2 separate regions of the Homo sapiens genome follow, and region 1 is linked to region 2. The links are chromatin contacts, found by Hi-C or POLR2A ChIA-PET in ENCODE. All regions are on one chromosome and are shown on one strand. Each heading gives the region's core, a stretch centred on a gene start or an enhancer-like site at or near the end of the contact. The rest is flanking DNA. Distances are from core to core; before and after follow the strand shown.

The links. Hi-C counts contacts between places; a loop is a spot of excess contacts on that map. ChIA-PET counts read pairs that join two places held with the same protein, here RNA polymerase II (POLR2A). Pooled maps may share reads with other maps.
Region 1: a map of psoas muscle shows a loop between it and region 2 (2.2-fold over the local background). The contact joins the promoter of SPSB4 here to the enhancer-like site in region 2. A Hi-C loop is called at or near these places in 3 of 168 maps with a recorded cell type or tissue (cardiac septum, gastrocnemius medialis and psoas muscle) and 9 of 50 pooled maps. POLR2A ChIA-PET finds 5 or more read pairs at or near these places in 4 of 52 experiments (AG04450, Caco-2 and WTC11).

The regions. Positions count from the first base shown.
Region 1 is chr3:141,049,365-141,052,688 of GRCh38, forward strand. SPSB4 (splA/ryanodine receptor domain and SOCS box containing 4) reads left to right here and starts at 1,983. Exons shown (of 3, transcript NM_080862.3): 1 at 1,983-2,628.
Region 2 is chr3:141,012,461-141,015,572 of GRCh38, forward strand. No RefSeq gene overlaps it. Among named protein-coding and RNA genes, the nearest start is that of SPSB4, 37 kb to the right of the region's middle. Within about 2 kb of position 1,256, at least 2 of the 41 ENCODE cell types and tissues checked have a DNase peak (open chromatin) inside an H3K27ac peak, as active enhancers do.

The DNA.
Region 1 (3,324 bases), core at 733-3,232, 38 kb after region 2:
AAATGGCAAGTTGTTTCCCTTGTTATCCAGAGGCTGGAGGATTTGGGGGTCTACAGGGACACAAGGGGGCCCTGTTTTGGCCCACTCCTTTGTGCCTGGGGCATAATCTCATTGGGAAAGGCCAGTGTGGTGAACCTAACTGGAGCCCCCAAGGGAGGGGGGGAGTTGTTTTCTCAAATTGTGGCCACTGCTCCCTCCCTCCCTTATCCTTGAAGCTACTGTGATGCTTCCCAGCACCGAGTGGAAGCAACGGGCATCCTCCACACACACACCCAGCCTGTCAGCCAGATGGGTAGAGAAACCATCAGCATGAACGTCTGCTTTAAACTTTCCTTTGCTTCTGAGCTTCTTTCCACAAATTTTCTTTTCTTGCTCCCCAACCACATCCATAACCCCCACAGTAGCTCACAGTAGAGGTGCTCCAGGAGCTTGTCAATAGGAGGTAGGAAGGAAAGACACCAAGTGTGAATGTAGGTCAGCACTGCCACTTAGGGCAGTTCAAATCACATTCACTGTCCTCAGCATCTATCCTATGCTGGTGCAGGGCATCCAGAGATGTGTGAGGTACCTATACTTGCCCTCCAGGGGGGGCTCACAGTTTTAGGAGGGGCAGACATGCAAACAGACAGTGATGAAACGTTAGAATAAGTACAATAAATACGTGTCAATACACACTTTTGTCACCTCATCATGGTTATCTTGGTTCATAAAGCATCATCTTATGCTTAGACTATTACAGTAGCTGCCAACCTGGTTTCCTCCATCCATCCATCCAGTTGGCTGCTAAGAGGTCTTTCTGGAATGCAAATCCGACAAGGTCACTACCCTGGTTAAAGGCCTCCCAAAGTGATGGGGAAGGTCAAGCTCTTGATACAGTCTCCACCCAAGACCCTAGACACCGTCCATCCCTCCAGTTCCGTCATACCCCCTCTGCTCATAGCACAGGCTCTGTGCTGTGATAGGTAGCTCTCCAGGTGACCATGTTGTACCCCTGCCTCCAGGAGCTAATTCATGTAGACACATTTACTAGGAAACATTCCCAGTTGCCCTTTCCAGTCTGACAAATTCGCCCCAGAACCTCTCTCAAAACGTTTCCTTCATAGAGTTGGATTGTCTTTACTTGTTTTCCATGTCCTTGATGAAATGCGCACTCTGCATCTAGACTCTGTCTGCATCTAGACTCTGTCTGCATCTAGACTCTGCCTGGTACCTGGCACAGAGAGGGATTGGGTTAGCAAATGACTGCGTAATGGACCTAAAGTCAATTCTGGGAGCACAGACGAGGGCCACCAAACCAAGAACTTTCAATTTCCCCAAGGAAGCGCAGATACCAGAAGCACCCTCGAGGCTTCTGTTTTGGCCACGCCCTTTACCCCATCGCTCAGTTCAGGCTCCCAATGAGGCGGCCCACCATCAGCGCTGGTAGAGCAAAGAGACCGACTTCCTGCGCCTCGGGTGGGCGGGGAACGCTCCTTGAGCAGGTGCGGTATGAAATTGGACTTTAAGAGATGAGTTGGAGCCTGATCTCAAAAATAAAGTGTGGACGTGTGTGTCTGAGGAAGGGGGATAATAAACCACCCTTTTTTCCTCCTGGCTGCTATTTCCCACGTGCGTTGAGTAAAGGCACCAAAGCTGCCTAGTGACTGGGTGTCTCCTCCCCGTCAGGGGCACCCACCCTGGCGCTCCAGGAGCGCTTGAATGAATCCGGGAGGACCCGCGCGCAGGAATGAATGCGAGAGCTAGGGAGTGAGCGGGCGAGTGGGCGGGTGAGTGAATGGCGACCGCGCCGCCGCCTTGGCACAGGGGCGCGGGCGCGGGCTCCACTTCCCTCTCCCGCCAGCTGGTGGCCTCGAGAAGGTGGCGGCGCCGGCAGCGGCCCGAGCTGGGACGGCCGGGGCGCGGGATGGTGGGGGAAGGGGCGTTCCCGGCGACCGCGCCTTCCGCGGCTATTGGATTAGTGGCCTTCAGGGATGAGCTCAGCCAGATCGGCTTTCAGCTGCAGCCTCCGGGCCGGCCGGGAAGGCGGGGAGCGGGCGGCGGCGGCGGAGGAGGGGGAGGCGGCGGCGGCTGCAGCATCCAGAGCTGGCCGTGGCGGCCGGCGCGCCCCGCGCACAAAAGCACCCAGCCCCAGGGGAGGGCGATGAACACACCACATCCCGGGCCCGGGCCCCAGCTGCTGCTACCGCTGCGTGCGCTCAGGGCGCTGGGGAAGACGCCCGGCGCGCCGGGGGCCAGCGGCCGAGGCGCGGCCCGTGCGCCCTGAGCGCGGGACTCGTCGCCCTCCGGGTCAGGCGCCAAGCTTCCAAGCGGCTAGAGCGCGGGCCTTGGAGCGCCCCCAGGATCGCTTCAGTAAGGCGCTTCCCCACTCCAGGCCCGACCCCCGGCGCCTGAGCGCCAACTTCGCCAAGAACGCTCCTAACTCCAGGCCATCCTGCAGCGCAGAGGGGGCGCTGCTGCCGGGCATCAGCCGTGAGGACGCGCCCCTGGCCGTGCGGAGAGAGCCGGCATTTGCGGGTCACTCGGGCGCCCCTGAGTGGGCGGCGGCGGCAGCAGACCCCTCTCCAGGGAGTCCAGGACCTGCCAGCGCTGGGGATTCTTCCCGAACAGGCGCTTGCCCTCTCTTTTATGGTAAGTACTCTCCAGCTCCTGGTGAGGGGCGCGCGGGGGCCGGGAGCCGAGATCCGGCTGCACGGACTTTGTGCGGGCCAGCACTCGACACAGCTGGCGCTCCTGACGTCCCAGTCCCTGAGAATTCCTCTCTGCAGGTTGTGGCAGTTCGAGATGGTTGATTTGCGCGCAGCCCTGGGGCGTTTGGGGCCCGGCCTTTGGTATCATGGGTTCTAAGCCCTTTGCTTCTCTGCGTAGCGGACAACGCACAAAAAACTGCCATCCGATTCACCCGCTTTGGTTTGGATCCAGGATCCGTCACTCACTGGCTGAGTGACCTTGGACAGGGCGCCAAACCTGTTTCCTCATCCGTAGGATGGGAATGATAATTGTGCACATTTTATAGGGGTATTGGAAAGATCTATGGGATGGTGTTCGTAGGTAGACATGTGCTGGGCACACAGGAAACACTCAATCATATGTTAGCTAGTATTATTATTAGCTTTGCGAGCCCAAGCTTGTTATCCAACTTTCCGAAGCTGCAGCAGTTCCGTCGTCCGTGTAATGGGGACAATAATTCCTGGGGGTCTGTTCGTCCGGGGTATTCGGAGAGGTGGAAGTAAAGCACGGGTCACGCAATAGGCACCGGTGGCTGTTGTTACCGTTTATTCCTGACTCTGGGGCAGTGAGGCTGGTCGCCTGGCCCGAGAGCGACTC
Region 2 (3,112 bases), core at 6-2,505:
GGTTCATCTGCCTGGAACAAAATACCCAAGTAAGAGGCTTAAACATGACAGAAGTCTGTTTCTCTTTCTCAGAAATGAAGTACAAAGATAGGCATTTGGGGCCGGCATGTCAATTCTAATGGTCATCCATCAGGGACCCAGCCTCCTTCTCCGTTCCTATTCCCTTATCCTTAATGCCAGGCTTCCATTTTCAAGGCTGTTGCATGATCCAAGATGATATTGGAGCTCCAGTCATCATGGCCACAGTTAAAGCAGGAAGCTAGGAATGGGAGGAAGGCAATAGGGTGCCCCGCCACTATCTGTTCCCTTATAAGGAGCTTACTCAGAAGTCCCATGCCACAACTTCTACTCATGTCACATTTGCCACCCCTAACTGCAAGATAACTTGGGAAATGTAGTTTTCAAGCTGAGCACATTGTTCTCCATTATAAAATCAGAATTCTATAATAAGAAAGGAAGGGAGAAAGGATATTAGGGTGGCATTTACCAATTTCAGTTGGGGCTGCTGCTAGTGTTGTTGATATGCAAGTACCTCCCTCCCCAGGCTTAGGGAGCCCATTGTCATGAAAAGAACAAAGGCTATGAAGCCCAAAAGACCTGGGTCACATTATAACCCTTCCATTTACTTATTATTAATATATGGTGACCTTAGCCAAGTGACTGAGCCTGTTTGAGCCTCATTTTCCTCAGCTGTACAATGGAGATACAAGTAGTACCTACCTTCTAGGGTCATGATGAGGTTTAAATAAGAAATTGTAAAAGCCCTTAGTGGCCGGGCGCGGTGGCTCACGCTTGTAATCCCAGCACTTTGGGAGGCCGAGGCGGGCGGATCACGAGGTCAGGAGATCGAGACCATCCTGGCTAACACGGTGAAACCCCGTCTCTACTAAAAATACAAAAAAATTAGACGGGCGTGATGGCGGGCGCCTGTAATCCCAGCTACTCGGGAGGCTGAGGCAGGAGAATGGCGTGAACCCGGGAGGCGGAGCTTTCAGTGAGCCGAGATTGCGCCACTGCACTCCCGCCTGGGCCACAGAGCGAGACTTCCTCTCAAAAAAAAAAAAAAAGCCCTTAGTAACCATTAGCCTCTCCTCCCACTCCACTCCTCCCATGTCACTCCCCCTTCCATTACACAGTTCACAATAGCACTGTCCAGTGCTCTGTGAGGAAGCCCAGCACACTTTGTTGCAGATATCAGCTGGATGAGCAGAGAGAGCAGGTCTGCAGGAAAACACCAGCCTCACACCTGTCAGCTCTTGGCCAGTTGCTCTCCGGGAAGGATGAGAAGACAGCTGGCCTTAGTTTTTCTGGGCTTTTCTCCATGGTCCTTTCCGGCAGGGCCAGCCAGAGGCCAAAATCTTGAACATAGTGAAGTCGCTTTGCAGCATCTGCCTCCCCTGGCTGCACCAGGAAAGATCTGACCAGTGATTTTTGAACTTCTCGTCTGCTTCATTTCCAGAGAGGAAGTGCTTTTGAAATGACTTTGTTCATGTAAGCACCATTTACCACCAAAAGGAACCAGGACTCCTTGGAGAAATGATTGATTCCAGGGCTGGGGCAGGATACGTACAAGATATGCCTAAGACATCCTGTGCCAGCGAGCAGGAAAGCTCTCAGGACTTCCAGGCTATGCCAGAAGGATATAGAGTCCAACTTGAAGGAGCTTTCAGTGGCCAAAGATGAGACAATTTGAGCATCAAAAAGAATAATAATTATAGTGTACTGAAATATCATACATATTAGAAATCCTCTTTAAATGATACTCAAAAACTTATTTTTTTGGCGAATAAATTTATTTATTTGTTTTTATTTTTAAAATGGACATATTATAATTGAACATATTATGGGGTACATAGTGATGTTTTGATCTACAAAATATATAGTGATCAGATCAGGGTGTATTGTGAGTTTCTCGGTTTGTTTTGTTTTGTTTTGTTTTAATTTACAGGGAATAAGTCATTATTCTGAAAAAAAGGTAAATAAAAGAAAATAACCAAGCATTAACCCTGCCTTTACTGGATGGTCTATGTTTCAGAATAGTCAAATGGTTGATGGGAAAAACTTTATCTTTTTTTTGCTGAGACAGAGTTTCACTGTTGTCACCCAGGCTGGAGTACAGTGGTGCGAACTCGGCTCACTGCAACCTCCGCCTCCCAAGTTCAAGCGATTCTCCTGCCTCAGCCTGCAGAGTAGCTGGGATTACAGGTGTGCACCACCACACCCAGCTAATTTTTGTATTTTTAGTACAGACAGGGTTTCACTGCGTCGGCCAGGCTGGTGTCTCAAACTCCTGACCTCAAGTGATCCGCCTGCCTCAGCCTCCCGAAGTGCTGGGATTACAGGCATGAGCCACAGGGCCCAGCCTATCTTTATAGAAAAATCACAGCTTATAAAACTAAGAAACATGATCAAACATGATTAAATTAGAAAACCAGCATTTTGCAACTCTTATTGAAATCTAAGCCTCAATCATTAATGCTGCTAAAATCATTAGGTAAACGGTGAGGGTGTCTTATGATGGATAAATCAGGATGACACCAGCTGAACCCGCTGGTCAATTTTAACATGGCCAAAAGCATAACATCTAGATGTAAGGTTCCTCAAGGCGTTATGCCATAGAAAATACACAGCACCATCATGAAGTATTCTTGTTAAAAAAAAAATTGAACTAAACCAAGCTTATGGACAGTCCTACCACTTTACAGGAAATACAGGGGATGAAACAACGTGTTAAGAAACGCTGTGAGGATACAATCTGCCATGTCCAGAATGTCAGAAATTCCACAGGATAAATGACTCTTTCTTTAATCAATAAGTAATACAAGATTAAAAAGTCAAGGAGGATATTGTTATAGGTTAAAATAAATGTAAAAGACATTAAGACACATAAGCCATATGCAGTGTAAGGAGCATAATTGGATTCTGATTTAGACAAACCAAATACAAAAAGACATCTTAAGACAATTGGAGAAACATGAACACGGATTGGGTATTAGATGATTTTAAGAAATCGTCATAATGGTATTGTGGTAATGTTTTTTAAAAGTCTGTATCTAAGGGTAAAATAATATGATATCTAAGATTTACTTCAGAATGCTCCAGAAAAAAAAAT